Linked DNA regions of Homo sapiens: region 1 is linked to region 2. A link is a loop called in an ENCODE intact Hi-C map of the cell type or tissue named here. Cell type or tissue: A673. All regions are shown on one strand. Links, peaks and the distances in the headings refer to the core of each region. The heading gives the core; the rest is flanking DNA. Region 1 has its middle 25 kb from the start of LINC03070. Region 2 has its middle 150 kb from the start of LINC03070.

What was found. Hi-C counts contacts between places; a loop is a spot of excess contacts. Peaks named below come from ENCODE experiments on the same cell type or tissue, not always from the same donor. Only the 100,000 strongest peaks of a DNase experiment are listed, where the experiment ranks them.
Region 1: a loop joins it to region 2, with 9 times the contacts of the local background. A loop is called at or near these places in 1 of 110 quality-filtered maps.

What each region holds. Positions count from the first base shown.
Region 1 is chrX:5,743,066-5,759,461 of GRCh38, forward strand. No RefSeq gene overlaps it. Among named protein-coding and RNA genes, the nearest start is that of LINC03070, 25 kb to the left of the region's middle. In A673, for the core only: no CTCF peak of the experiment used is centred there; DNase peaks (open chromatin) are centred at 9,966, 10,426, 10,796 and 11,196; H3K4me3 peaks cover 1,353 bases; H3K27ac peaks cover 2,449 bases.
Region 2 is chrX:5,867,186-5,883,581 of GRCh38, forward strand. No RefSeq gene overlaps it. Among named protein-coding and RNA genes, the nearest start is that of LINC03070, 150 kb to the left of the region's middle. In A673, for the core only: a CTCF peak has its summit at 10,285 (motif pointing left); DNase peaks (open chromatin) are centred at 10,266 and 10,576; H3K27ac peaks cover 680 bases.

The DNA of each region.
Region 1 (16,396 bases), core at 9,179-11,678, 120 kb before region 2:
AAAGAAAGAAAGAAAGGGAATACCCAAATGACCTGTTCTTTTCCCCCTTTTCCACGGCATTTAAGAACCACTAATTTGTGCCAATGGATTTAATTCAATTGATACTCTTGACTGATCCGATTCGACGGACCTATTATTTTTGCTTAAATGTTCAATTTGTTAGTGACTTCATTCTAGTCCTTCTAACAAATATAAGGAAAAATGTTCATGTTTTCTGTAATCCACTGCTTTGATGAAGGTGAACTTTGCACACCACCTGTGAAGAATCTGTGGAATATTTTCATGGCTGCATCGATTTTTGCCCAAGGCATATGCAGTCTTTGGGGAATGGTGTGCATGGTAGGCCATGTTAGCTTAGTTAATGGATTAAATAGCTGTGACCATCCATTAAACCTGAATGAAGGAGATGACACATACATGATTTTCTCATTGGAATTAAAGTTCTTAAAGACTGGGATATCCCAGCAAAATGGGAAGAAGATACAGAGGTAAGAGACCTTCAATCTGTTGTCCCACTCCACAGCCAGCTGACTATAATCAGTTTGATCAATTAACCTCTCTGTGCTTTTTTCTCCAGGTGTGTAAGAAGGAGTAGAAACCACCAGATTTGTGACCTATTTCACATCAACCATTTATTACTCTATTATTTCTTAGCCCTTCTCTGAACCAGTAATACAATGAGAAGCAACTTGAATTAGTCACTTTCCACTGGAAAGATTTAACACCATGGATTGATACCCCTAAGAGTTTTTTCTTGGATATGAATATCTCCTATAAACTAATGGATGAGTTTCATAATCAACTGAGAAGTTTTCTCAACCCCCCTTTCCTCTTCTGAGGGTGAATCAGAAAGGCAGAATAAAATAAATTACATGTTGATTGAAGGAGACAGTTGTGTACTCAAGGGAGGGTATTTATTGCACAGATATAGACTGTGTCACAGACTCCAAATTGGTCAAGATGTGACTATACCTGGGACTCAGATAGGACTGGAAGCAGGACTGGGATGATACAGGGATATGAGCATGTGTCCACCCGTAGATCTCTTGTCACTGACTCTACCTAGTCCTTCTCTTCTCCTTAGTTCACTGTCCTCAGTAAACAGCTTTTCCTGGTCTTCTGTTCACAAGGGATAGCCCTCACTCTGGGAGACTACTCCTCTCCTGGAAATTCCATATCCCTATGGAAGCTTCTGAATTTGGCAGCGGACACCCACTCCCTCTCCCGGCCCTTCTGATTGTGACCTGCTCTGGCTTAATGAAGCAGTTCAGCACTTCAGTGGGGTAGAGGTTTGTGGAAAAAACAGTCCAGATGTTATCAAATACCTTTACATGTCTACTTAGTAATAATTTGATTCAATACGTTAAGCATTCACTGTCTACTTCAATCTGGGTTAGATACATGAAATAACAGAAATACTCATCACAATCCACTTACGCACATGCTATAAGTCATGCGTTTTGTTTTGTTTTTAAAGTGGAGAAACTTGAGTGTGAGAGATTCTAAATAGCTTGCTTAGATCACACAGGGAGTAAATGGACGAGGGAGGCTTTGAACACAGCCCCTTAGATTGAGTATCTAATTCATCAGCTCACACTATTAAAAAAGAGAGTATCCGAATAGAGTGGTCTCATGAAGACGTCAGACCGTAAGAGGCACCTTCAGAATTCGCAAGATTGGAACATCGGGCAAGGAAAGTCCCTTCTAAATGGGAAAGAACACTCACAGCAAAGAGGTGGGGTAAAGAAAGGGCATCTTATAAAGAATAGTTGGAGGATGTGAGCCAGATTTAACAGAATTTCTGCAGAACTGTTTGAGCTGTTCCAGTGGTGTAATGGAAATGATTTTTTTGGAATCAATAGCTCCGATAAGGACGCTTTGAATGGAGCTTGCAGAAGAGGCCTGTGGAAGTTATTAAAAGCTGAAAGAGCTGCTGGAATGTGGATTCGGTCACATGAACCCAAGGCAACAAAAATCTACTCTGAAAGATGACACTAGAAACAAGTAAAGAGGAATATTTGACCATATTTTATGAAACGCACTTGGACTTCAGCTGGCTGTGGAATATAAGGAATGTTTACATAGGGATTGGTTACAAGAAATGAAAGGTAGGTATTTCTAACACTTTTTAAAAATTTTAAATGGCTCAAATTATGTCAGTGCCATTAATAGAAACAGCATTTCTTCATTAATGAGAAAACATTTAGAAAAGGGGGAGGGGGCCGCATGATTTTCAGATAAGAATAGAGCCCTCAAATAAAATGGTCCTGTTGGGAAGCGGAGGTAGGAGGACTGCTTGAGGCCAGGAGTTTGAGACTAGCTTAGGTAACATAGTGAGACCCCATCTCTACAAAAAATACAAAATTAGCTGGGGATGATGGTATATGGCCGTAGTCCCAGCTACTCAAAAGGCTGAGGTGGGAGGATTGCTTGAGCTCAGGAGATTGAGGCTTCAGTGAGCTGTGACTGCACTGCTGAATTCCAGCCAGGGCAACAGAGCAAGTCCCTGTCTCCAAATACAAATACATGTATTTTAAATTGATTCCAAGATAATTATATATATATATATATATATATATATATATATATATATATATACACACACACACACATATATTATAAAATACATATATTTGATTACATATATATTATATTTTAAATTGATTCCAGGACAAATATTGTGTGTGTGTATATATATATATATATATGTGTGTGTGTGTGTGTGCGTGTGTGTGTGTGTGTGTGTGTAGTCTCTGTCTCCCTCTCTTTTATTAACCAGCAAGATCTATACAAGTTGCTTTGAAATTTGTTTGAAGGAATAATATAGGAATAGTTTTCTTAAAAGCAAAGGCAATAAAAGAATGATAATAACAGGGCATATATATATATATATATATATATATATATATATATATATATATATTCCTGGATATATTCCTGGAATCAATTTAAAGTATTGTAGAGAAAGTAGGAATAAACTGATAGGTAGTTTAGGGACCTATAACAGAAGCATGACTAACAGCCTTGAGAACTGATAACTATGTCCAATAAAGGGACATTAAGTGGCTAGGGAGATATGAGGTAGGAGAAACGGAAGCCTATTTAAAAGGGCTTACAAAAACCATGAAGAAAAAGCAGGAGTCACCAACGCAACCCAAGCCAAGGAAGCCATGATATTTCAAAGAAGATGATCAATCTTATCAAAAGTCAAAGAGAAAGAGACAAGAGAAAGATCACACGATTGGAGCAAAGAAAGAAGTCATTGTTAGATTCTATGAAGGCATTTGGGGGAAATGGTGGAGGCTACACTGTTCAAAAACAGGAAATGAATAATGAAGACAGGAAATCATCCAAGGTAGAAAAGGATTTGGGCCTGTTGTTTGGGGATGTGAAATAGTATCTTCCCAGGGAGCATCGTGGTAATATCTGAATGCCAAATGAAGAAAAGGAGGGAAAACGTGGTTGTGGATTCTTTCTGGAGGCTCCACTGGGTAGGAGAGGACCCAAAGAACATGGTGTGTTGACTTTAGAAGGGAGAACTTTTCTTACCGCTTTTCTTTCTTTTCCATGTGTTGTTATGAATTGCTCCTGATTTAGTGTCATTTCTTTCTTTGTATGAATCTCGTGAATTGGTAATAAATGAATACTCCTTGACAACAAAAAAGGCACTCTCTTGTCCAGGATTGCAAATTATGATACTGAAAGTATTACTCAATCAGTCTCTCTCTCCCTCCCTTCCTCTCTATCTCACTCTCTCTATTTCTCTCTCTTCCTCCTGCCCTCTCTCTGCCTTTTCTCTCTCCCTCCCTTCCCCTCTCTCTGGCTCTCTGTTTCTCTCTCTTCTTTCTGCTCCCTCTCTCTCTCCTTCCTTTGCTCTCTCTCCCACCTGCCCTCTTACTCTCTCTGGTCTGTCTCTCCTTCTCTCCATCTCTCATTCTCTCTCTTTGTCTCTATTTCTGTCTCTGTCTCCCTCTCTCTTATTAACCAGCAAGATTTATGCAAGCTGTTTTAAAGTTTGTTTGAAAGGATAATATAGTAATAGTTTTCTTAAAAACAAAGACAATAAAAGAATGATAATAACAGGGTATCATTCCCCAATGGTTTAAAAATCCAGTCACGTTCCAACCAGCTATTCTTTTTCTAATATTCTTTTTTTTTGCTTTGACAGTTTCTTGGCCATTTTTCTACTTATTAGTACTTCCATCAGAAATAAGGAAAAAAAGATGAAACTATAACGTGTCAATTTGAGACATAGGAACTTCTATTATGCCCATCGCTACCTTCAAGTGTCTAGATAATTCCTACACCACTGGAAGTGTTAGCTGCCAGCCATACAAAATTTGTGTCCCTACAAAACAGCAGAAGATACTAACACACACATCCCATCCTTCTGACTTAACTGTCTGATTATTGCATTCTTCCCTTCCCTCCAATCAAAGCTATAATGCAATGATCCCAGGTGTGTTAGAAATAAAAGTATTAGAGACAATTACTTGGCAAAGTGAAAATTGCCTTAAGAAAATGATGAGCAGTCAGATTTACCTCTAATGACTTTGAATTTGAAAATAAACCATTTCATGGTAATTTTTCTTGCTTTGGGGCTTATATCATTCGAAAGTTCTAAAAGAAACAATTCATGTAAATCAGGAAAAAATGTTCCTCCCTTTGGATAACTTGTGTTTATTTTACAGCCATTTCATTTCCTTGTTGAGTTAAATTATTAAAGAACCTCATACATGTAGTTTACATAAAATTATCACAATATAAACGAATGTGCATATCTAATATGCCTGTCTTACATTTGTGACCCAAGGTTTAAAGTCTTAGAGTCGTTAATAAAAGAATGAAGATAAACCTTAAGAAGCCTTGCTGTGAATAAGAGATAAAGCAGAAGTTTACTTTTAATCTGTTAGTTTTACAAGTTCTTTTTTTTGTTAAATAACAAAGAAAAATTGGACTAAAATTCCAAAAATCACATAATTTCTTAAGGCAGCACTTTCATCGCCAGCAATAGCTCTGTTCAGAGTGTCCTAATGCATGTTTATTGAAAATGGTTTGGCTTTGAGACATTTCTCGTTCAGGCTAATACAGGCAATTACATTTTTTTCAGTACAAAGTATAAGGACGGACACTGTGAAATAGTTGAAGGTCACTATCATAGTAGAACACCATCATATAAGTGGTAAAATTGAACACTGGGCTTGACAGCAAAAAAAAGCTGGAAAAATATTCTTAGCAGCACCAAGAAAGTTGGTTGGCTCTATGGGGGGATTGGGTTCATGAAATGAATCCTATTTCAGATTCAACAGCAAAAACCATATTGGAAATATCCGGGAGTTCTTATAATTGTGCATACAATGGGAAATCCATGCCTAAGTCAAATATAGACTATTCGAATCTAGTAGAAGCAAAAAGAAAAGGAAACTTCTGAGAACTAGGGATAAAAAACTGGGGCATTGCTCAACACAGAACAGAACTTTTTTTTTTTTTTTTTGAGATGGAGTCTCGCTCTTTTGCCCAGGCTGGAGTGCAGTGGCGCTATCTCGGCTCACTGCAAGCTGTGCCTCCTGGAGAACAGAACTTTTTTTATTAAATAGAGTTCTGTTGGCAGGACAACTTTAAACTCTTCATAATGTGTTCAACTAAATATTCCTGCCTCCCTTGAGTTTTTGGACAACGATACTGGGTTTACATTCCAAGAGTGTATATAAATTGCGCTCTTACGTCTGCTGGCCGAAATCCATGCTATTTCCTCACTCTCATTTTGAATATACTTGCAGTATGCCCTATGCGTAAGTGGGCATGAAATTTTAAATAGTAACATTTCAGACTGTTGCAGCCAAGAGTATTGGGACCATAAAGAAACACGCAGAGTAATTTGCTTAGTTATTTTGTGCCAGAAACTACACCGTGCTGCTATTCCTTCCAGAGGGTGGAGTGCTGGGGAGGGGCTCTGAGGAAGGAATCTAACCATAAGTTGTATTTTCTCAAGAAAAAAACAAAGTACAACAACAACAGCAAAACTACATGAGCACAGCAGGAATTAGAAAGGGATTAATAAAGATTAAAAACCAAAAAGGAGATAAATGAGAATGAAATTCCTAGCATTAGTTCCTTGGTAAGCAAAAAAACATGACAGAAAAACTGTTTAATATGATAATCATCAAATAAAAGGGGAGGATACCAAAATGCATGAAACAAATGATCAGAGGAAATCCTTGCTATGGAAAGAGATTAAAGAATTAAAACCAACTCCTTTGATCCATCCCATACAAATGCATTTGAAAACTTAGATGAAATGGATAATTTTCCAGACCTACACATAACATGTATTTTTTTCCAGAAGAAATAGAAACTCAAAACAGACTAATTATATCATCACAGAGCGACCAAACCTCATTCTCTGCCTCAAACACTCTCCCCCTCAAAGACATCAGTTCCAAATGCTTTCACAGTTTTTTCTTTGAAAACAAGATTAATTCCCTGATATCTAAATTGATTTAGAAAAGGAAAATAGTTCTAAAATTTTATTATAAAGCTTGCAAAGCATCAATATAAAATTTAAAAACATAGCACAAGAAGCAAATACTTGATAGGAATATTTTTTAACAACTAGCTGATAGACTACAGCTGACGTTCGAAGAAAAATTCATTGTGATGGCTTGAGATTTATTTCAACACATGCAAATCTCAATATTAGGAAATTTATTAAAGTTATTAATATAATCATAGAAAACATAGGTTATCACTGTAAGTGATGAAATTCATTTAATGGAAGTTTATTCTTATTCTTTATTTCAAGAAAAAATAGAAGTAGAGGTATCTTTTCTTCATGTGTATAATGTTTATATATACATGATGTTAAGATATCATGTATATATATGTTATGTAACTATATATGTATGTATAATATAAATTACTTATATAATACACAAATATAAACAATGTTACTATATATAAAAATATATAGAAATATCAATCAAAAGGCATCTATCATAGTGGTAAATAAATAAGAACATTCTACTCTAGTAGCTTTTTTCTGTAGGTACTGGCTAACACAACTAAACAGGTAAGAAAATTAAAGGCATACACATTGGAAGGAAGAAGGTTGTTTTTATTATTATTTGCAGATTTTTTATTACGCAAATAGAAAATCCAAGGATGGCAACAAAAAAATAACAGCAAATAACAAGGCAAGTAAGTTAAAAGAAAGGCATATAATAGAATTTTTTATATATTAAAAAAACTGTAAGAATATATAATAGAAAAATGGAAGAATTTATAGTAGTGATAAATTTGACCAGAACTATCAAGACTACTGAATCTACCCCAAAATGTTCTTGGGATCAGCATAAGCTTAATACTGAAACCTGACAAAAAACAAAAAGAAATGAAGGCCAGGTGTGATGGCTCATGCCTGTAGTCCCAGCAATTTGGGAGGCCAAGGCGGGTGGATCACCTGAGGTCAGGAGTTTGAGAACAGCCTGGGCAACATGATGAAACCCCGTCTCTATGAAAAATACAAAAATTACCCTGGCATGGTGGTGCACACCTGTAGTCCCAGTTATTCAGGAGGCCGAGGCAGGAGACTCGCTTGAACCAGAGAGGTAGAGATTGCAGTGAGCTGAGATTGCACCACTGGGCTCCAGCCTGGGTGACAGAGCAAGACTCTGTCTCAAAAACAGAAACAAAAACAAAATGAAATTAGAGTTAAAATTTTTAACAGTCTTTCTTAGTAATGCCAAATATCTAAAATTATATATGTAGTGACAAAAAATGCCATATATTCCAGTGATTAACAAAAGGGAAACAATTTTACATATTGTGCCATAATTCAAGTGGGATTTATTTCAGGAATACAGGGTAGAAGGATAGTTTAGAGTTGTCAATCATTTTTTAATTAAAATTTCTTAAAAATAGAGATGGGGTCTTGCTGTGTTGGCCAGGGTGGTCTTGAACTCCTGGCCTCAGGCCATCCTCCCGCCTAGGCCTCCCAGAGTGCTAGGATTAGAGGTATGAGCCACTGCACCTGGCCAGGAGTTGTAAATCATTTGAGGTAAATTATTGTATTAAAAGAAAAAAGAATATAAACATGTGGCATCGCAATAAATGCAAAAAATACATTTTCAAGGGATGATAAATTTTAATTAATAAAGTATACTAACTATCTGGAATAAAATTAAACTTCCTTAAACACAGGAATGATTTCTACCTGAAAAAGATCAACAACAAAAGAAACCAAACCAACAAACAAAATACAGCATGGAGCATATGAAATGGTGAAAATTTCCTGGACATCAATAATGAGGCAAAGATATCTGTTGTGGACAGGTCTCTACACGACATACTGGGAAGTACTTGTAATTAGTTCTTGTAATTGTAGTAACATAATTAGGAAAGTCAAAGCTGAAAGTAAAAGTTGAAAGTAAAATGATTGAAAAGGAAGGATTAAGCCAGTCTTAAAACATGAATGTGTAAATTTAAAAATTAGAAAAAATCTATAACCGAGCTAGGAGATTTAGTGAATTTAGCAGTTAATAAAAGCAAGAACACCAAAAATATCCATTCTATTTTTATATGCTAGTAAAAATAATTAAAATTACTTTTATGATAATGTTTCCAATAATAGGAACCAGTCTAATAAAAAATGCTGAACTTCTACATAGCCATCTAAAGAACATATTGAGCAATGGTGAGGTATACCAAGTTCATGGATTGGAATCTGTAAAGATATCATTTCTTCCAAAATGGGACTATAGATTCAATGTAGTGTGTGTGTGTGTGTGTGTGTGTGTGTGTGTGTAAGGGGGGACCAGTGTGTGTGTGTGTGTGTGTGTGTGTCTTAATTATCAATATATTTTCTTAAAATTCCTGGTTAACATTGGTTATTTAAATCATCCATACTCAAACATCAGTATCATCCAGTGATGTTTGAAGAAGCCTAGATATACCATTCAATGTTCTACTAAGGAGGTTTGCCATTCTAAGAAAAGAGTACACCTCAGGAAATGTGCCTTCTACATGGTCTATTCTTACTTAGAATCTTAGAAATATTGGCTAACAAATTGTGATGTGCAATACAGGGAATATCATTCAGACTTAAAAAGGAAAGACATGCTGCAACATGGATGAACCTTGAGGACAATATAATAAATGAAATAAACTAGTTACAAAAGAACAAATAGTCTAGGATTTCATTCATCTGTGCTACCCAGAGTAGACAAAATCACAGAGAGAGAAAGTAGAATGGTGATTGTTGGGGGCCTGAGAGTAGGTAATGGGAAGTTGTTCAGTGGGTACAGAGTTTCAGTTTTGCAAGACAGAATTCTGGGGATAGATGATGGTGATGGTTGTACAACAGTGTGAATGTTCTTTATATCATTGAATATATACTTACAATGGTTTAAATGGTAAATCATATATAATGTATATTTTACCACTATTAAAATAAATAAATGTGACACACATATGTAAACACACATACATAATTACTTTGTGTCGTGGGTTTTAATTAGTTCTCCTTTGAAAAGCTGATGAAAGCTATATACCTTTTCCTAGAAAAAAATATATAGAGAGAAAATTATATTTAGAGAAAAAATGCATATATACACTTGTATGTAAGATGTTTCCTGAAATTGTAGGGTATTCGTTGACCCTCTAAGGTCTTGTATTTGATGGAATAACTCTTCACTACATTAAATAATTTGGTGGTATTGATGCCTCTACATTCAGAAACTTGGAAAGAAAATAATTAGTACGTGGAAATAGTACATTTGAGGAATGAATTGAATAAAAAATAAGTAAAGCAATAATCATCTGACAAGAACAGGAGAGACCAGAATCTATACACAGATACAAACAGGCACATGTGCTCCAGGGAGCCACATAAGTAGGGAATAAGAAAGGAGGGAAAGAAAGAAGGAAGGAAGGAAGAAAGGAAGGAAGGAAGGAAGGAAGGAAGGAAGGAAGGAAGGAAGGAAGGAAGGAAAGAAGGAAGGAAGGAAGGAAGGAAGGAAGGAGGCAGGGAGGGAGGCAGGGAGGGAGGCAGGGAGGGAGGGAGGATTGATTCCTATCTAAAACAATGGAAACGAAAGTAAGTATGTGGATATTTACAGAACTGGTATCCATTGCCTGAAAATACTTAAATGTAACTGCTTTTTAAAAAATTATTTTTAAAAAATAATTAATGCCAGAAATAAGAAGTGATCTATTTTTGCAGTTGTGATATTATTCAGATAAGAAACTCAATAAATAAGCAAAAAAACCTAACTACTTTGTCTAGTAATCCTCCCAAAGTTCACGACCACAGGATCATCTGAATTATTTACTCTGTGCTGGCACTTCCTAAGCTATCCATCCTCCCAATTGCTTAAAGTTATTGAAACGTTTATCAAGATAGTGATGATGTGAATTACAGAAGCCAAAAGGAGCAATCACTTCTATGGAACAACTTCCTCTCCACTCATCCTAGGTAATAAACGAAATTCTATATGAAGCCAGAATTAGCCTCGCAGGAAAAGGCATTTATATTTAAAGAGATAAAGAAAATATGCCCTGCAAGGAAGGGTACAAAGATTAAGCTTGGGAAATTCTGGACCCAGAGTTAAGAATCCTGTATTCTGAAATGAGCTGGAAGATGTTAAATAAGGCTTCATTGTATTTCTCAATAAGCCAGTGGTATTAGTACCTGCTCTCCGTAAATTAAAACATTACTATAAAGAACAAAAGGGGTAATGATGGATATTTAACTATTAACTTTGAAAACCAGAAGCACTTTAATAAATGGAAGCCCTAATACTGATTTCCCAAAGGAGTTATATACTCATGACACACGTTCAACTTAAGACAGCGGTTGTTTTGCTGCATTGCGTTGTGTTGGGCTGTGTTTTCTTTGAGATTCTAGTTCCAGGAACTAATTTTAAGACTTGCTTCTTTTTTTCTCCTTTTCTCCCTCCTTTCTTCTTCCTTTCTCTTCCCTTCCTTCCTCATTATTTCCTCCTTCCTTCCCTCCTTCCTCCTTTCTTTCTTCTTAGTTTCTTTTCTTTCTTCCTTCCATCCTTTCTTCCTCCCACACTTCACCAACTTCTTCGTCTGTGTATTTTACCATCAGTTTTCTTTAAAAAAAAAAAATGTGTTCCCTTTTGCTACTTTAAAAAAATGCACTTTTAGCACCCGTGTTTGTGTGTGTAACTGGCAAAGTCATTTTTCCTAATTTGAGGGAAATGACTATTTCATCCGGTACTTTCGGAGCCCTGCGTATCAGTCAGAATTAAAGGGTTGGGAAAAGTGGGAGATGGATACCACAATTTTGACATGCCTGTTCAAACACTTTCAGGTATGTCTCTAATATGCATAAACAATTCATCTGTCATTCTAGTTGTCATCCTTTCCCCTTGCATAAAACCTTGCAGATTTACTAGAGAGAACACACTCCAAGGGTCATGTATGATATTATCTGCAGTTCATTTCCTTTGGTAATTTCTGATTTTTAAATTAAAAAAAAAATTTTCAGACACAGGGACTCATTCTGTCACCCAGGCTGTAGTGCAGTGGTACAATCATAGCTTACTGCACCTTCAAATTCCTGGGCTCAAGCAATCCTCTTGCCTCAGCCTCCCAAGTAGCTGGGACCACAAGACACATACCAACATGCCCAGCTCTTCTTTTATATGTAGTTTTTATAGAGATGAGGTCTTGCTGCGTTGCCCAGGCTACTTCTGATTTTAATTTCCAGTGAACAGTCACTATGGAACAAAGTGAATTTCAAGATGAGCATCTACAAGCTTTGGGCAATGGTGTCTCTGGGTGGTTTTTTAAAAAATATTTTTAAACATTGGATGATGCCAACATAACTTTCTTACCATTGAGTACAGGACATAGATGACAAAAACGTGTGTTGTAAAGAATACAAGCACAAACAAAAACAAAAGCAAAAACAAAACAAAAAAACACAGGACTCATTTCATTAATATAATAAAAATACTTCATCAAAGAATGACCACCCAATCTGTCCAGATTTCCATTTACTTTTCTTTACAGATTCAAGTCACCAAGGATTCTGTTACATCTCTCAAAATTCTTGAGTAGCCATGGGAACCAGAAAGCGCCACAGCTAAGTGAACAATACATGGGGCATGCACAAAAACAATAACTAATGTTTATTGAGGGCTCACACTGTGCAAGGTGCCTTTGGAATCTTCAGACATCAAGAATGGATGCACGCGGAATGCTCCTATCACAGCCTGCCATTCCTGCTGGAATAATCAGACCTCCCTTCCCAGAAAAACATGCACTTTTGGAAAGTGGCCAAATCAACTGAGATGTGTATAATGTACTTGGAGATATAAATTGTCTTACTCGAACTTCCCAAGAGCCCTGTGGTGTGAGATGTAGATCACTGTTTTCAATGGGGATCTGGAGATGGATGTACAAGTTGACATACAAAATTTAACCATAACTAGGAACTAGCTAGACATAGGATATGATCTCAAGTCTTTTTGTATTTATTTATTTTGCTTTATAGTGGATCTTTTTTATTGGTTCATCTTTTTAAAAACTGTATCTACGTAAGGTAGACATCATAATGTTTCGGTATACATATACATAGTGACATGATTACTACAGCCAAGCTAATTAGCACATCCATCATCTCACATAGTTCATTCATTGGTTTATCCTATATACGCTTTTTTGATAACTTTTCTCATAAATTTAATTGGACAATAATGGCATATAAGACCTCACAGGACCTCCTTTATTTTTGCAACAACATCTCTTGACACTTTCAATTTTCTCTTTACTCTCTAAACTTTTCATCAAAATTGTAATTCTAAAAGTCCAGATCAGGCCGGGCATGCCTGATCTGGCTCATGCCTGTAATCCCAGCACTTTGGGAGGCTGCTTGAGCCCAGGAGTTCAAGACCAGCCTGGGCAACATGACAAGACATCATCTCTACAAATAATAAATTAGCTGGGTGTGGTGGCACATCCCTGTGGTCCTAGCTACATGGGAGGCTGAGGCAGGAAGATCACTTGAATCGGGGAGGTAGAAGATGCAGTGAGCCAAGATCGTGTTACTGCACTCCAGCCTGGGTTACAAAGGGAGACTCTGTCTCAATAATAATAATAATAAAAGTTCAGATCCTTGTGGATACTTTCCACATTATATTCATATAGAAAAATATCACCTTGTACCCAGAAGTGTATATAATTACGGCTTTTCAATTAAAAATGATATTAATTAAAAATAAATAAATATAATAAAATAAAAGTTTACTAATATTCCCAAGTTTTCTAACACCAAAACCGAAACCACATTCCTCATGTGGAGGTAATAAAAATAGACATTAATCAAAAAAATCAAAGCCATAATCAGCAGTGGGCTATGACCAACTTTGCAAAATTATTACATAAGAAATTTTCTACACTAGTCGTATTTACTAACCTTTCAAAACTCTCATTTTTTTCATGACTTCTGTTATGGGTTGAATTCTGTCTTCTGCTGCCAAATCCATATGTTAAAATCCTAATTCTAAGTGACTCAGAATGTGACTTTATTTGGAAATATGGCTATTGCAGGGATAATTCATTAATATGAGGTTGTATTAGAGTAGAGTGGGCCCCAAGTCCAAAATGACTAGAGTCCTTATAAAAGGAGGAGATTTAGACACAAACGTGCACAGAGAGAGAAGAGCATATGTGAATAAAGGCAAAAATCCAGGCGATGTGTCTAAAAGACAAGCAATGCCAGAGATCGTCAGCAAAATGCCTGACACTAAAAAAGAGACTTGGAAGGGATTCTCCCTCGGAGCCCTCAGAAAGAACCAATCCTGAAGACATTTGGATCTTTGACTTCTGGCCAGAACTCCAGAAGTTCTCCAGAACTTTGAGATAATACATTTCTATTTTTTAATCTTGGTCAGTGTGTGGTACTTTGTTATGACAGCCCTAGCAAACGAATACATTTCCTTTAATAGCAAAAAGTTTAACCCCTCCTCACCAATCTAAGCCACATTTTTAAAAAGGGAAATGTGTCTATGGTACATTTCTTTTTTATACCCTCAACCTCACTCCATTGAAGAGCAGGTGTCAGAAGAACTAATAAGTAGAGAATATCTACGTGATGTTACCATGCTCCAGAATCTCTAGATCATCATCCCTTCCCAAAACCACCGAAAAGAGTGGAAGGAGAACAATCAGGCTGGGATGAATGTGGCTAATTGTGCATGCCACCTGCTCACCTCTGTGCAATAACCTTAAAAATTAATTAATTAATCAATGAACTTTCTTAAAACCAATGTCAACGTCAATATGCCCTAAAACTTTCCACAGTTGAATGTAAATTATTATAGCCATTATGGAGAAGAGTATGGAGTTCAATCCCATCACTGTGTATTTGTCCAAAAGAAAGGAAATTAGTATATAGAAAGGATATCTGCACTCTCATGTTTATTGCAACACTGTTTGCAATAGCCAAGATTTGGAATCAATCTGAGTATCCATCAATGAATGAAAACATAAAGAAAATGTGGCATACATACACAGCAGAATATTATTCAGCCATAAAAAATGAAATCCTGTCATTCACATCAACAAGGATGGAGCTGGAAGTCATCGTGTTAAGTGAAAAGAGTTACACCAGAAAGATAAATTTTACATGTTCTCACTCATATGTAGGAGCTAAAACTGTTTAAAAAATTAAACTCATGGACATATAGAGTAAAATAATAGTTACCAGAGGCTGGGAAGGGTAGAGAACAATGTGGTGTAACATGGGGATGGTTAATGGGTACAAAAAATACATTTAGGTAGAATGAATAGTATCTGGTATTGGGTAGCACAATAGAGTGACTATAGTTAATAATATTTTATTGTCTGTTTCACAATAACTAACGAGTGGATGTGATGGTTAATACTGAGCGTCAACTTGATTGGATTGAAGAATACTAAGTATTGATCCTGGGCGTTTCTGTGAGGGTGTTGCCAAAGGAAGTTAACATTGAGTCAGTGGGCTGGGAAAGGCACTGGTAATCAGCTGCCAGAGCATCTAGAATATAAGCAGGAAGAAAAACATGAAAGGAGAGACTGGCCTAGCCTCCCAGCCTTCATCTTTCTCCTGTGCTGGATGCTTCCTGCCCTTGGACAGCAGACCCCAAGTTCCTCAGTTTTGGAAGTCAGACTGGCTCTCCTTGCTCCTCAGCCTGCAGATGGCCTATTGTGGGACCTTGTGATCACATGAGTTAATACTTAATAAACTCCCATATATATGGGAATTCATATATATATATTCTAGTAGTTCTGTTCCTCTGGAGAACCCTGACAGGGTTCTTTGTGTTAGGAATGTTTGTGTTAGGAATGTTGAAATATTCCTAACACAAAGAAATAATAAATGGTTGAGGTGAGGGATACCATAATTATCCTGATTTGATCATTACACATTGTATGTTTGTGCCAAAAAAAATCCTATGTACTCCATATATATATATATGCCTACTATGTACCCATAATAATTAAAAATGAAAAATGAAAAAATAAAAATTTCCACCTGTGTGTTATAAACATTAGTGAAAGAAAATGCACATCTTTCCAAATATATGAGGACATTTCCCTTCTTTTTAATTTTTAAATTTTTTTATTATACTTTAAGTTCTGGGATACAGGTGCAGAACGTGCAGGTTTGTTACATAGGTATACACATGCCATGGTGGTTTGCTCCACCCATCAACCCGTCACCTACATTAGGCATTTCTCCTAATGCTATCCCTCCCCTAGCCCCACACCACCCAACAGGCCCCAGTGTGTGATGTTCCCCTCCCTGTGTCCATGTGTTCTCATTGTTCAACTCCCACTTACAAGTGAAAACATGCACCGTTTGGTTTTCTGTTCCTGTGTTAGTCTGCTGAGAATGATGGTTTCCAGCTTCATCCATGTCCCTGCAAAGGAAATGAACTCATCCTTTTTTATGGCTGCATAGTATTCCATGGTGTATATGTGCCACATTTTCTTTATCCAGTCTATCATTGATGGGTATTTGGGTTGGTTCCAATTCTTTGCTATTGTGAACAGTGCTGCAATAAACAAACACATGCATGTGTCTTTATAGCTGAATGATTTATAATCCTTTGAGTATCTATCCAGTAATGGTATATACCCAGTAATACACCCAGTAATTGCTGGGTCAAACGGTATTTCTGGTTCTAGACCTTTGAGGGATCTCCACACTGTCTCCCACAATGATTGAACTAGTTTATACTCTGACCAACAGTGTAAAAACATTCCTATTTCTCCACATCCTCTCCAGCATCTGTTGTTTCCTGACTTTTTAACGATCACCATTCTAACTGGCGTGAGATGGTATCTCATTGTGGTTTTGATTTGCATTTCTCTAAAGACCAGT
Region 2 (16,396 bases), core at 8,959-11,458:
GTCCTCATCTTCTTATACTTATTTTCTATAATCTTAATCAAGGGTTGTATGTTAGGTCAGATTCTCTGAAAAGCATTCAAGACATGCAACATGTTTATTAGGGGGATGCCTTAAGAGTTCAGTGTATGCAATTGCTAGCAAGGTAGCTCTCTCCTGGGTACTAAGCAATATTTTACAGTGTAGGATCCTCCCTCTTTCATTCTACTCTTGCTTTTTTTTTTCTAAATTTCTCTTTGCTCTTCCTTTCTATTCATTTTATCTCTTCGCCCATTTTGTCTATGTATTAGTTCTTTTTCACGCTGCTGATAAAGACATACCTGAGACTGGGTGATTTATAAAGAAAAAGAGGTTTAATGGACTCATAGCTCCACGTGGCTGTGGAGGCCTCACAATCATGGTGGAAGGCAAAAGCCATGTCTTATATGGCAGAAAACAAGAGAGAGTATGAGAACCAAGTGAAAGAGGTTTCCCCTGATAAAACCATCAGATCTCATGAGACTTATTCACTACCATGAGAACAGTATGGGGGAAACTGCCCCCATGATTCAATTATCTCTCACCAGGTTCCTCCCACAACATGTGGGAACTAGGGAAGCTTCAAATTAAGATGAGATTTGGGTGAGAACATGGCCAAACCATATCAGTATATACGGACATCCCCATGATAAATCACCATCGCCCCCACCATTATCAATATCATTATCACCATCATCATCATCATCACTATCACCATCATCATCATCATCATCACCATCATCATTATCACCATCATCACCATCACTATCATCATCATCATCATTATCATCACAATCACCATTATCATCATCATCATCATCATCATCATAGTCACCATCATCAACATAATGGCCATCAACACCATCACCATCATCATCACCATTATGATAATCATTTTCTTAAACAATCAATATTTTCTACAGTGTATGAGCTTCTTGGTTTTCCCAGTGTTGTATGGATTTGCCACATGGCAGCTTGTGAAACTTTATATGCAAACCTTAAAGTCTTTGTGCTGAACACATTTCCATGTGTTTTGAAGCAAACTGCTCATCTGAAGTACAGAATCCCACAGTATTCCTTGAGTGAACTACCAAGAATCTGGAGAATTTTTCTGTCTCCACTACTTCTGATATTTGCAGACTTTTGGGTAATTTTTTCCCTTTTAAGTTGACTTTGTTATTTTAAAGTCTGCCTGAGAACCTAAGAGAATAGTAGACTTGAGTTGCAGTAAAAGATCTACATGAGTACACATATTTGCGAGGTGAATAGGTTTCAGTGACTCCCAAAGAGTGGACTCATTCATACTGTTGTAACAATTTTATTATACAGTTGATTCTTGAACAACATGGGGGTTAGGAGCACAGCCCCTCTGTGCAGTCAAAAATCCGCATATAACTTTTGACTCCTCAAACATTTAATTACTAATAGCCAACTGTTGACCAGAGCCTTACTGAAAAGAAAAACAGTTGTTTAACACATATTTTTATGCTATACGTATTATATATTGTGTTCTGAAAAGAATGTAAGCTAGAGAAAAGTCTTTAGGTGGAAGTGGATCATCTTAAAAGTCTTCATACTCATCATCTTCAGGTTGAGCAAGCTGAGGAGGAGGAAGAGGAAGAGAAAGAGGAAGAGGAGGGTTCGGTTGTGCTGTCTCTGGGGTAGTAGAAGTGGAAGAAAACCTGTATATACATATACTTATGCAATTCAAACCTGTTTTGTTCAAGGGTCAATTGTATATTAAATGTGTACATAATATTTCCTTTGGCAGGAAGGAGTGACTCCTCACAGCATAAATTTTTAAAATGTCAAAATATATTGTTTCTTGCTCTGCCAATGATGATTTCCTCAAAGTTTGAGCTGTTCATTTGATGCCACTTACATTTTTCACATAAATATCCAGTAAGAAAATAGAATTCCCTGTCACTGGGCTTTCTCATGCTGGCTCAACAATGAATATTTCTTTGCCTAACTAAAGGGAGATTTTTTTTTAATTTGTGATTTAATCTGCAATGTATAAGCTTGCACTGAAATTGGCACAATTCATAGCTATTTTCTAACGTGGATTTTGTGATGTGTACAGTTTCGGTTTTTTCTGATAGATTATAAATATGTGTGGAATTTTCACAAATTAACTATGCTTTGAAATTAGTTTTTCATATACAGAAGAGGGCACCAAAGTCAATCAACAAATTTAGCTTTTAGGCGCCAACTTGGCCTCTGAGGATGCATGGAAACTCTTGGGGAAAATAGGAAGTTTAAATAGCTGTAAATTCTGGCATTTGAATTAATATTCATCGTAGACTTGAATGCAATATCTACCACGCAGCTCAAGATGTACTCATTAGGATCATCCATCTTCTTTACGCCTTGAAACTTGAAGCAAGATCTAAGTCACGAGGAAACAAATTGCCATCATAAACACAGTAAAAACTTTCAAATACCGCAGATGTAAATATTGAATACAAATCAGCCAGGGATGAGCTCTATACCTTCAGGACTTACATCATCTCTCTCAATATCTAGTACTTCAGAGATGTAAAAAAGCTAATAATGGCTGGGCACGGTGGCTCACGCTTGTAATCCCAGCACTTTGGGAGGCCAAGTCGGGTGGATCACTTGAGGTCAGGAGTACGAGACCAGCCTGGCCAATGTGGTGAAACTCCATCTCTACTAAAAGTACAAAAATTAGCTGGGCATGGTGGCACATGCCTGTAGTCCACGCTACGGAACTGTGAGTCAGTTAAACCTCTCCTCTTTTCTTCATACATTACTCAGTCTCGGGTAGTTCTTTATAGCAGTGTGAAACAAATTAATACAGAAAACTTCTCACAGCAAGCATGACTAGGAGGGCTCAGGAATCTTATAGTCATGGCAGAAGGCGAAAGGGAAGCAAGCACCTTCTTCTCATGGTGGCAAGAAAGAGAGAGAGTGGAGCGTGAAGTGCCACACACTTTTGAATCATCAGATGTCATAAGAACTCACTCACTGTCAGGAGAGCAGCAAGGGGGAAATCCACCCCCAATCCAGTCACCTCCCACCAGGCCCCTCCTCCAGTTGGACATGAGATTTTGGCAGGGACACAAATCCACAACTCATCGTTTTCTTTCCTTTGTATTAACGGCTTTACGGAAACAAAAAAGACAAAGATTAGCTGTGGCTAGCAGCTCCCACACCCAGGACATGAGTTATGAGTACTGCCAAGTTTTCTGTCCACTCCCCTGGTCACAAGAGAGTGGAAACACTAAACTACCCAAGCAGGCAACCAGTGTTCTGCAATAAAGAATGATCAGCATGCTGGAATTGCCCAATATTTGAGGGAAACACAGCATCCTGTAAAAGTGCATCTATCACTTGTAAAGCCTGAGTTACAATAAACAGAAGATTACAGAAAACAGACAGAGGATGTAGACTCTCATTCCCCAAGGGTAACTGATAGAAGAAAAATTCCCACTCAATAGAAATGCACAGAGAACAGAGGCAAAAAATTATTACAGATACAGAAAACAGTATTTGATTAGAACTCAATTTTTTAGGTCAAGGCATAGATACTTATGCAGAGAATAAATTTCTCATCCATTTTTTTTCTTTTCTCAGATGGAGTCTCGCTCTGCTGCCCAGGCTGGAGTGCAGTGGCGCAATCTCGGCTCACTGAAACCTCCACCTCTGGGGTTCGAGTGATTCTCCTGCCTCAGCCTCCTGAGTAGCTGGGATTACAGGTGCCTGCCACCACACCTGGCTAATTCTTTTGTATTTTTAGTAGAGAAAGGATTTCGCCGTGCTGGCCAGGCTGGTGTCAAACTCCTAACCTCAAGTGATCCACTCACCTCGGCCTCCCAAAGTGCTGGGATTACAGGCGTAAGCCACTACAACTGGCCAAATTTCTCATCAATTTTGGAAATATTTCTTTTGCCTGATTGCCCTGGCCAGAACTTCCAGTACTATGTTGAATAGGAGTGGTGAGAGAGGGCATCCTTGTCTTGTGCCGGCTTTCAAAGGGAATGCTTCCGGCTTTTGCCCATTCAGTATGATGCTGGCTGTGGGTTTGTCATAAATAGCTCTTACTATTTTGAGATACGTTCCGTCAATAGTCTGCACTTTGCTCATTTAGTCTTGAAAGGTATATGCATGAAAATAATAAAATCTCTTACAAACTGAACCACAAATATTGAATTTTCTGGGAATATTTTGTGCATGGTTAATCAATGTTGAAGAAACCATGTGTTCACGTAGCTGCAAATATCAGAAAAATCTCAAGAATAACTTGATAGGGATGTATGTTTTCTCATATACCAAGTAGCCCAAACTAAGGAGTTCAGTGCAGACACAGACGCTTAAACTTGCCCATTGCCAGGTTCGTGCTCTTTGTAGCCCTTTATCCTGCCATCCTTAGACTACTGGATTTTGTCTTTATACTGACTGCTTAATGCCTACAAAGTGGCTGCTCTGTCTTCAGGTGTCATGACCATATTCCAGGCAGAAAAGAAGGAGAAGGGGACAAAAATAAATATAGTTATGCTATTGCCTTTATGAACCACCGAGTTGCCAATAGGCCAAAGAAATGGGCTTTTTAGCTTTTCTAGCCTCTATGATGGGGGCAGCTAAGAAAGAATAGGGATTGAGAGGAATTCATCTGGTCAGCCTCAAAGGAATAATGTCAATTCAGCATCATCCTCTTTAACATTACAAGAATTAGCTGATTTTAAAAAATTCAGTTTCTTCTGGGGGATATTATAATTTTTGCCCGATGCAAAGTGACTCACTTTTAAGTGTTACTACTACTGAGAGTGAATTGAATCCATAAATAAGACTTTTATAAAAACAACAACCTTATTAAGACAATCCGCAAGAAATTAAAATTCGCCCTTATAAAATGTACAGTTTAGCATTTTTTGTATATCCCCTTTGCTGTGCAACCACCAACATTATTTAATCACCTAATATTTTCATTACTCCAAAGGATACCCCATACCTAATAGGTCCCTATTTCTCCTTCCTCTCAGTCTCTGGAAATCAGTAGTATACTTTCTGGCTTAATAGGTTTGCATAGTTTACAGATTTTGAATTAATAGAATCATACAATATGTGGCCTTTTGTGTCTGACTTTTTCATGGAACACAATTTTTCAAAGTCCATCCATATTTTAGCATGAATCAATTTGTCATCCCTTTTGCTTATTGAATAATGCTTTATTATGCAGTGTGGAATATGGATACATCATATTTTATTTATCTCTGCATCAGTTGGTTGACATATGCTTTGTTTTCTCTTTCTAGCTCTTATGAATACTGCTGCTTGAACATTTACATACGTGTTTTTATGTGGACATACATTTTCATTCTCTTGTGTCCGTATCTGGGAGAGGAATGGATGGGGTCATGGGTAACTCCATGTCTAACATTTGGAGGAAGGGACAAAGTGCTTTTTAAAGCGGCTGCCCCAGGTTAAGTTCTTACCAGCGGTGTATCAGGATTTCAATTTCTGCACATCCGTGTCAACACTTGTTAAGGACCATCTATTCAATTTTAGCCACGCTGTGTGTAAAGTGTGACCTCCTTATGGTTTGGATTTGCTTTTCCCTAATGACTAATGATGCTTCCATGTGTTGAGTGGCTATTTTTATATCTTCTTTGGAGAAATGTCTATTTAAACACTTTGCTTATTTTTTTAATAGAGCTATTTGTCTTTTTCTTGCTGATTGCATATTCTTTTAAAGTTTCTTTGGAGGAAGTACTTACTAGCTTGAGCAGATGCAGAAAAATAACTCGATGGGTATAAATTAAATATGAATACCTGAAAGATGCTTGTAAACTACACCTGCATCTCCCTTCCCAGCCAGGATGAATTCTTTTGTAACATCAATTAACTTTTCCTTCTGCTTTATTATGTTTATATTCTGCATTTCTATATTGTGTGTTAGAAATGTTAAATGTCATTCAAAAGTTATTTTAATTAACAAGAAGTGGCAATAATGTGTCTTTTGTCTTTTCTTCATAGGGATGAGAAAATGGAAGGGTTATCCTTGTTTCTGCCACATAAAAATTCCCAGAACTTTACACATGCCAAGTTTGTAAATGAAATCTAGCTTTACTCCTGTATGCTGAAATTTAAGACCAACTTTCCTCATTCCACCTTCTGTAGTAAGCTGAAAGAAACTGCCCTCCTCCACTTCCTTAACATCTTATTTTTGTGCTAAACGCTAGGATGACATTTGTGATAGCTGCAGAGAGAGCCCACTGAAATATAAATGAGAACAGGGTCTCTTTTGCTATTTAATGGATAAGACCAAGCTTAGCGTACTCACCATAATTCAGTTCTATATTATTCTCATGTAGTTGGTTGATTTGAGCTTGTTATTGCAGTAATGAACAAGAGACGTAGAACATCAAAGGAAGAAAGGAGAACATTTAATGTTTTATTTAGTGCTATCCCCGACCTGAGTAGGTTTTGATTAGGGAAGCAAAATTACTGTTTGCATAAGTTGGTTCCAGAATTTATTTATAGCCCTATCAATGGATGACACCTCTTGTTGATTGAAAAGACCTAATTAATGGTAATTTTTATTAGAGGAAGATTGTGAATTATTGATTTGTATTCCAGGGTAGCTTCTTCCTGACAATAATAGCAGCTATATCAACCAAGCCCCTTCTAATGCGTTCCCATATATGACTCAATTGCTCACCCACAAGATGCACATCCAGTGGTAGGGACCCTATTATTTTTTTCCAGCATCAAAACTATGCTGACGCATCCCTCAATTTGTCAAGAGCAACAGAAACAGGCACCCCAGGAAAGGGCAGGAAAGTCTCTCCTGCCTACCAGAATGCAACAAGGCTGCATTTGGAGACAAGGGGACCTTGAAGTTAGCGTTTGGCATATGCAGGTGGTCTGCACAGTGAGCCAAATAGGACAGAAACGAAAAAAGAAATGCAAGAGACTCAGATGTTGCAGCCAAATTATGGGACATAGTTTTGATCCTTGAAACCTATTCCCTAATTCTTATTTACTATCTTCAGTGATTAAGTGCTTGACTTTATTCATCCAAACCCATTTTTGTAGCCACCCTCCCAGCTGAACCCGAGATTCTATCTGTTCCCCTGCAACCTAGTTGTTCTCTAGGACCACATCAGGAATTTGTGACCTAAGGCAATACATTTATTATCTCATGGTTTCTGTGGATTGGGAGTCTAGGCATGGTTTAGCTGGGTCATCTGCCTCAGGGTCTCTCAGAAGGCTGCCCTCAAGATAAGACCCACAGCTGAAGTCTCACCTGAAGACAGGGAACAATCCCCTTGCAAACTCATTTGGGAGCTTCAGTTGATCTCCCCACAGACTGTCTTGTCCTCTCCCCTCACCTTCTTCTCTCTGCATAGCTTTGAGGATCTCTGTTGATATATTCCTCAGGTCACTATTCTGCTTAAATCAGTAGTTCCCCAGTGGACTTAAAATAATCCATCAATCTCTCACCAGGATGATAAGGTCATTGACCTGGCTCAGCTTTGCAACTTCACCTTTTAAGCTACCATTCCCTCCACATTCCAGTCCATGGAAACATCCTTTGATTCCCATAAAGGTCCTAGCCAACCCTAATAGGTCCTCTTCTATCTAAACATTTCCTTCCCTCCTGCAATGTGGGTTTCTTCTCAGCCTTTAGGATTCAGCTCCAAGGTCACTTTTTCCTGGACAATCTCTTTTCAAGTTTGCATTACCAAACCCTGTGCAATTAAAAGTCCTTACCAGTTTGAAGCTACCTCTTTATTTCCTTTTCTGATTTTTCACATCTTTTTTTGGGGGGGGGGGAGGTCTCACTCTTTCACCACACTGGAGTGCAGTGGCACAATCTCAGCTCACTGCAACCTCCCGGGTTCAAGTGACCCCTCCACCTCAGCCTCCCAAGTAGCTGGCACCACAGGCGCACACCATCATACCCATCTAATGTTTGTATTTTTAGTAGAAATGAGGTTTCACCATGTTGGCCAGACTGGCCTTGAACTCCTGACCTCAGGTGACCCGCCCACCTTGGCCTCACAAAGTGCTGGGATTACAGGCGTGAGCCACTGCGCCCAGCCTGTAAGCTCTTCTTCTATTTAACACTGTGTGTGTCCCACAAGCCTGGAAGGAGCTAGGTATGTAAACATCACTAAATAAACAACCCTTGGTGAGACCAAGTTTAAGAAAACAGACATCTGAACAATCATTTGACGCTTCACAATGTCAGTCTCTCAGCTTTAAAATGCGTACCTCTTTAAAGAACTACAAGTGTCAATATATTCCAACTTAGGATACAATTTTTTACTGACATCAAACAATAAATTTCAAGGTGAAATAGAATTTCAAATGAAATATTTCCAATGAGAAATGTAACAGAGACTACATCAGCATCAGAGCTTTTACTGGACGTGATCTTCTGTGTGACACAAAACAGACAAACCCATCAAAAAGTGGGCTAAGTACATGAATAGACAATTCTCAAAAGAAGATGTACAAATGGCCAAAAAGCATGAAAACATGCTCAACACCGCTAATGATCAGGGAAATGCAAATCAAAACCACAATGTGATACCACCTTACTCTTGCAGAAATGGCCGTAATAAAAAATTATAATAATAATAGATGTTGTCATGAATGTGTTGAAAAGGGCACAGTTTTACACTGTTGGTTGGAATGTAATCTAGAACAATCCCTATGGAAAACAGTGTGGAGATTCCTTTAAGAGCTAAAAGTAGATTTACCATTTGATCTAGCAACCCCATTCCTGGGTATCTACTCAGAGGAAAAGAAGTCATTATATGAAAAAGATACTTGCACATGCATGTTTATAGCAGCACAATTTGCAATTCCAAAAATATGGAACCAGCCCAAATGCCCATCAATCAACCAGTGGATAAAGAAAGTGTGATATATATATGTACCATGAAATACTACTCAGCCATAAAGAGGAACAAAATAATGAAATAATGGCATTTGCAGCAACTTGGATAAAACTGAAGACCATTACTGTAAGTGAAGTAACTCAAGAATGGAAAACCAAACATCCTATGTTCTCACTCATAAGTGATAGGAACAATACAGCGGGCTGCGCTGGTGGCTCATGTCTGTAATCCCAGCACTTTGGGAGGCTAAGGTGAGTGGATCACTTGAGGTCAGGAGTTTGAAAGCAGCCTGGCCCACCTTGGTGAAACCCCGACTCTATTAAAAACACAAACATTAGCCAGGCTTGGTGGCATGCATCTGTAGTCTCAGCTACTCGGGAGACGGAGGCAAGAGGATCACTTAAACCTGGGAGGTGGAGGTTGCAATGAGCCAAGATCTTGTCACCGTATTCCAGCCTGGGCGACAGAGTGAGAATCTTTCTCAAAAAAAAAAAAAAAAAAAAAAACAATGGACTTTTGAGACTCAAGGGAACGGGTGGGAGGTGGGTGGTGAGGGAAAAAAGACTACACATTAGGTAGAGTGTACACTGCTCGGGTGATGGGTGCCCCATAATCTCAGAAATCACCACTAAAGAACTTAATTGTGCAACCAAACACCACCTGTTCCCCAAAACCCTATTGAAATTTGAAAAACAAAATAAAATAAAATACATTCTCTGTAAAAAAACAAACAAGCAAAACCAGACATGTTCCAATTCAGGGTCTCCCATGCTATAAAGAGCTGAAGTTGAGAATAATATATTTGCGTATGCCTCTTCCCATCATTTTGAAATGACTATCATGTTTTCCTAGAACCGAGTTTACAAGCACTAAATATAATCATCCTCCGATCAGTGTACAACATAGTAGAAATTGCTCTAGTTTGAGATGCTGAAATTTTCCAGTGAAATATTTTGGAATTTCTCCTCCCCATTCCTCCCAGAGGACCTACTATGAATCCAAGGTTATTAATAAAATATATATTCATATAATGGTGTCAAAGTTCTATTTCCCTGCTGATTGACAGTAAAATCCAGGTTGCGTTGGCGCTTCTGTCTCCTCTGGGAAGTGGAATGGAAAGAACTGTTCATGGAGCTGGAAGGAATTCTACAAAACCATAGACTCTTCCTCTTGAAAGTAAGTTCACCTGTCAAGCAGCTCTACTCGCACACGCATGACGGTGAAAAGTGCCTTAATTGGGTTTTCAAGAAGATAGATGGGAAGTCATGCCACTTGGGTTGTCACTTCTTATTTCACACACTCCCTACTCACACCCTCCATTATCCATTCAGCCTTCCCCATTTCCACCTGAAATTCTTGCTGCCTCTCCTGACGCAGAGCGGATAGCACCACCTACTGGGACACTCGCGTTGCTTCATGGAACGTGGCGGCATTCATTTTATTTCTGTTATTTTATTTTCTGTTATTTTACTTCTGTTATTTTATTTCTCTGCTGCAATACTTCTTTCCGATTATAATATGAATGGACATGCGGTAGATAAATAGAGATAGTTAAATCTATTTATAGTATTCATATCATGTATATGATATTCTTTTTTAAATTTTAATTTTAAGTTCTGGGGTACGTGTATTAATGTTATGCTAATCCTAAAGCCCTATGAGGGCAAAGCGGAAGAAAGTAAGTCATTTATTCATGATTCAACAGCTGGTAAGGGTGGGACCTTGGAATTCACATCAGGCTGGCTTCAGATGTGAAGCTTTTTCACCTATCACAAAATGTTGTCTCCTAATGAGGGAATCATTGTGTACTTTGCTTATATTGACACACTTTTAAAAGGCTCCTAATAAACTTCATATAAAGCATCTTTAATGGCTTAGGAAAACATACTCCACGTGTGTATAATAGGTTAGACTATAGTGAATATATATTAAAGCTTCCTACTGATCAAGAAAATTGGGAAAAAATCCAGTAAGTGTGTTCCATAAAACTCTTGGAAAATTGTATGTTCTATTGTCTATTGTAGATATGTCAGGGACTACTCATTAACACATTGATTTTGGTTTACTTATGGCAGAAAAAATTTCTATTATAGAGTCAGATTTTAGTACAATTAATCTTAGCAGCATATTCAGTTTGTGTCACTGGCGAGATTATGTTACCTATACATACACGCATATATGCATGTGTATGTGTCTGTGTGTGTGACGCATATACTATATATTTACAGTATTTATTTTACACAAACACATCCCTAGCCATACATGATAGACTCCTGCAAGTGTGCATGTGTGCATAAAATCTTAGGCAATAAAAATAATATCTAAAGTAGAAAGTGGAAGTTGTTCATTGGGTTTTTTTGAAGAGACAATATAGATGTAAGTGTAACTGGATTGTGGCCAATTGACCATGATACTATATATATATATATATATATGTATATATATATATATATATAGTATATTTAGATACTGTATATATAGAGTATATGTAGTATATTTAGACACTATATATAAAGTGTATATAGTATATTTAGATACTGTATATAGTGTATATATTTATATAGGATATATATTTATATAGTATATATATTTATATAGTATATATATTGTATATAGTATATATGCTTTTACTATACATATAGTATATATATTTTTTACATTCGCAAGTAAGGGCTCTTATGAAGCTGGGAGAATAACATGAACATGAAGGGTTCGCTACATGGGTGTGAACTAATGTCTTTGATAGAGGTAGAATGCCATCATTCATGTCACTAGATAGGCCAAAAAGATGCTAATATTAAAAGACTCATCACACATCCCAAGTATCCTCATTTTCCTTATTAGCATAGGCTTACTTTACTTTGAAATGAACAACATCAACAGATGAATGGCTAAAGAAAATGTGGTATATCTACACAATGGAATACTATCCCGACTTTCAAAAGAAGGAAAACCTGTCATTTTCGAGAACATGCATGAACATGCAGGGTGTTATGCTGAGTGAAATAAGCCAGACACAGAAAGACGGACACTGCATGATCTCACTCATATGTGGAGTCTATGAAAAAGCCCAACTCATGGAAACATAGAGTAGAGTGGTGCTTACCAGGGGCATGGATAAGAGGAACGGGGTGGTATTAATCCAAGGATACAAAATTTCAGCTAGACAGGAGGGATAAATAATCAGTTTTTGGGGGAGAGATATGCTTATGAGCTTGGATCAATGAGTCCACACTGAACGCATATATCACAACATCACTTTGTACCCCATAAATAGATATGAATATTATTTGTCAATATACAATTAAAACATAGGAGAATCTGGGTGCAAGGTATATGGGAACAATCTGTACTACCTTTGCAACTATTCTGTCAATCTAAAAGTATTCTAAATAAGAAGTTTAATTTTTAAAAGTTAAAAAAGGAAAAAGATTGTGCTTCTAATTCCATGAGATTGTGTTTATCAAAGATCATCCAAGAAATCCCAAGGAAAGTTAAGGTTCATTTTGAAATATTGTTTGTAGCATTTGCAAGAGTCTGTCAGAACAAATATGCAATCGTTGTGTTTCAAAAGAAAAGTTCGTATGCTCTAGAGAGCTTCATGTATAATTATTTTTGAGTGTATGTGTGTGTACATACATAGGTACACTGGATATGTATGCATATAATACGTATCTATATATTATACGGAATATATGTTTTTTCACACACATATGCACGCAGACACACACACACATGCACATATGATAGGCAGTACAACACTAGAATACCATGTTATATGACCTTGTGTTTTACTCGCTATTACACATGAATATATATTAAGGCTTCTTACCGATAAAAACTTGAAGAAATTCCAGTAACTTTGTGTTCCATAAAACTCTTTGGAAATTGCCATAATGATATATTTCTCAGTGTCATCTCTTCATCTTCCCAGGGAGATTATAAAGACGTTTATCGGGAAGAGGAAGAAATAGTAGAGAAGTAAGTGCAGAAGGGAGAAAGAAAGAAGAAAGAGGGAAGGACATCTTTCTCTCCACACCAAGCTAGGAAAAAAATGTAATTCTCAAAATGGATAGAAATATTTTTGTCTATCCACATCACGATGTGGCCTTGATGGTAACTTGGAAATTGACCAAGAAAGTGAATTTTGATGATGAGTTACCTTGTCTCCAGGCAGAGCCTCCATTCCCTCATTAAAAAGAAAATGCATAAAATAAAATACCACAAAGTATAGGGTCAGACTGCCAAATGGAGCTGAGTTACAAACTTCTTGACTCAATGATGAGGGAAGAACAAAATCAGTCTCTTCATCAGGTATGTCAGCGGAGTGCCTGACTGGCTTTTAAATTTTTAATTTCTATTTTGGGGGAATAATTATGGGGATGAAACTTTAGTGGTTTTTCTTTCCTTCCCTCAAGACCACGCACGTCGTGTCTGAGATTCCCACCTCCCCACTACCCTGACCTGACCCTTGTTTGGTTTATCTCCTCCTCTTAATTTAGTCCAGTATAATCTTCTACACTGTCTCTGTTCCCTGTTTCCTTACGGTGCATCTGCACTCTAGATGTGCATCAGGCAGTTTCTCTCCTCCTACGGGACGGAAACAAGGCATACTCTGCTATTTCTGTTTTATTCCCACAGGCCCTAGTTGTGCGCTTGCTGTAAAGATGCCAAATGAACAAAGATAATTAATTTTTTTTTTTTAAATTCTGCCAACATGTTAAGCAGAGTTCCTAGAAGTCAGCAGCATAGAGTTATGGCACTTCCTTTCTTCAAATATGACTTAAAAGCAGACTTGAAAATGAATCAGATGACCCTGGATCCTTTGAGATTTTTTATGAGTTGATGACAAATTCTCAAATCTGCAATTTTGTTTTATGTTTAACTGGACCCCGTGGTGCAAGCTGGCCAAACACTCTCTCTGGTGAGCAGATAAGCATATAGAGATTGGGGGTCTCCTGTAGGGTAACTTGAGCTTCCGCTGCTAGTGGAGGAGAATAACCCAAGCCAGCTGATTCTGGTCCTTGGCCAGCAGATGTTTTGCTATTATTTAGATGCATGCTTTCCAGGAGAATGTAACAAAGCCCTTTAGCACAGTTGCAAGCCTTTCCCTTCCCAGGTTGAGCGTGGATTTATTCCCACTGCTGACAAAGGAAGACTTCACTTATTTATTTTTTATTATCAATGTATGCTCTGGTGGTAAAAATATATGACCTCAAATATGCTGCCTTTATTTACAATTCTTCCAGAAAATGCCTTATCACTTATTCCTCAGCAGACTCATCTTAGGAAAGACCAGCTGTTAATATCATCATCTGTTCCACCAAGAAACAATGCATTTATGCTTCATGTTTCAGGCCAGAAAGTAGTTTCCCCAATTAGCTCAATCCTAAGTAAAGGGTCATTGAGGAGTTGTTATGAGGTGCATTTTCTCCCCTTTCCCCGTTGGGCACAGTACAGATCTCATGGTGTTTGTATTCTCTACAAAATGCGGAGGCTAGCAGCTGGTTTTAGATTCAGATAGTGCATAATACAAACAGGCATTCTGCATAAACATTTCCAATTTAGAAACTATAATTTCCACTGATCTTTTTGTATTGTTGTCTTTGCAATGGGCTGGCGACAAATAGATAATATTTTTCATTTGCACCTAAGAGGTGTTTGTTCAGAACTCAAGCCGCATTAAGCTTTCTGTTGGGTGCTTGTCTTTTCAGAGTGCTGCTGACATGTGTTCATTCCAATAAATTAACTGTCCGCTCCAATCCGAATCAGCTGGTTGAAAGAAGCTACCTTGCTGTTTTTAAACTGGACTTGCTATTAGAAGAAAACAGGTGGGAACTTCCTTGCCTTCATGTCATTTTGACCCTCCATTGGTCTTAGGGAGCAATCACTAAAACCAACTGCAGAATTGGGTTAATAATGAAGTGTACCAGGTACACCCCCCATGCAACTAACTTCTCAGGTGATTTTGTTATTGCAGTTAGGAAATAAACATAAGGATGCTTATCCCAAATGGGATGTGTGATAGAATGAAGAAATTGATCTGAAGCCCAGTGGAGAAAGATGTAGGTGCGATGTTCATGGAATTAGAATATCCAGTGAGACTTGTTTAAAGGAAAACTTGTTTAAAGAAGATTTGTTTAAAGGAAAATGTGCTACGTGGACGGACGAGATGGAATAATCCTATTATCCACTTATTTCTAATTTCTCCTCTCATGTGCCTTTCACCAGAGCTAATGGTATTCTTGGTAAAGTGCTTCAACACCTTGCAGCAACAGGGATAAAATCTAGGGTGAAGAGAAGAGTTGTAAAATCTATGAACATCCAACCAGCTCTTGAGTAATGAATAACTTTTGCGTCGATATTGATGGCTTATCCTGGATTTTTGATTGCAAGGAAAAGAGACTCATCAGACAAAGGTTGCTATGCAGACAACGTGCTCCTGTCATGGGGAATTTTAGGACAACCAGGAATACTCCCTTCCCAGAGAGAACCCTCTTTCTGCATTTCCCTTCCTCTTCCTCTCTGGGGGATACAGTTTCTTCCAGATCATGTTGTCTTGCCTTTCACTTGATCCTGCTTCTACAGCGCTTCCCAATTTCACATTGTCAAATGTCTCTGCCTTCATCTATACTTGAAACACGCCCAGTCTGATTTCCCTTTTTATTTTTATTGTGGGAAGCTGCCATTGATCTATATTACTATCATCATAATAATAATCACCATCATTACTTCTACTGTCATTATTATTTTGTAAGAAAAACATTGAGTTTTTCTTGAATAGCCCACAGACTATATCAATGTAGAAGAGAATGAGAAAAAGGCCAGGCACCGTGGTTCATGCCTGTAATCCTGGCACTTTGTGAGTCCACGGTGGGCGGATCACTTGAGGTCAGGAGTTCAAGACCAGCCTAGCCAACATGGTGAAAACCCATCTCTACTAAAAAATACAAAAATTAGCCAGGCATGGTGGCGTGTCCCTGTAATCCCAGCTACTCGGGAGGCTGAAACGGGAGAATCACTTGAACGTGGGAGGCGGAGGTTGCGGTGAGCCAAGATTGCACCACTGCACTCCACCCTGGGCAACAGAATGAGAATTTGTCTAAAAAAAAGAAAAAAGAAAAGGGAAGAAAATGAGGGGAAAAAGCGTTTAATATTATACACTAAACCTAAGAAACTACTAAACCTAAGAAAGGAAAAAAAATAATAAAATGCAAAAAATGCGTGATCTGCCTCTATATTAAGATAGGAAATAAGTTAAAAAGGGTATGAAATTGAACTATTATCCCAAGTCCTATTAATTCAGGACAACTGCTACAGGGTACAATTGTGTGAACATTTGCCCATCTATGAAGAATAAAACTAGCATAGGCTCAAATTGTACACTATTTATTTGTTAAAGGGATTACTGTGGTATCTGTTCATAGTAATTATATGGTGGATTAATATAATAAAAGTCAAATTTATGCCACTATTTAATAGAAATATTGCATTATGTGGTGCTGATA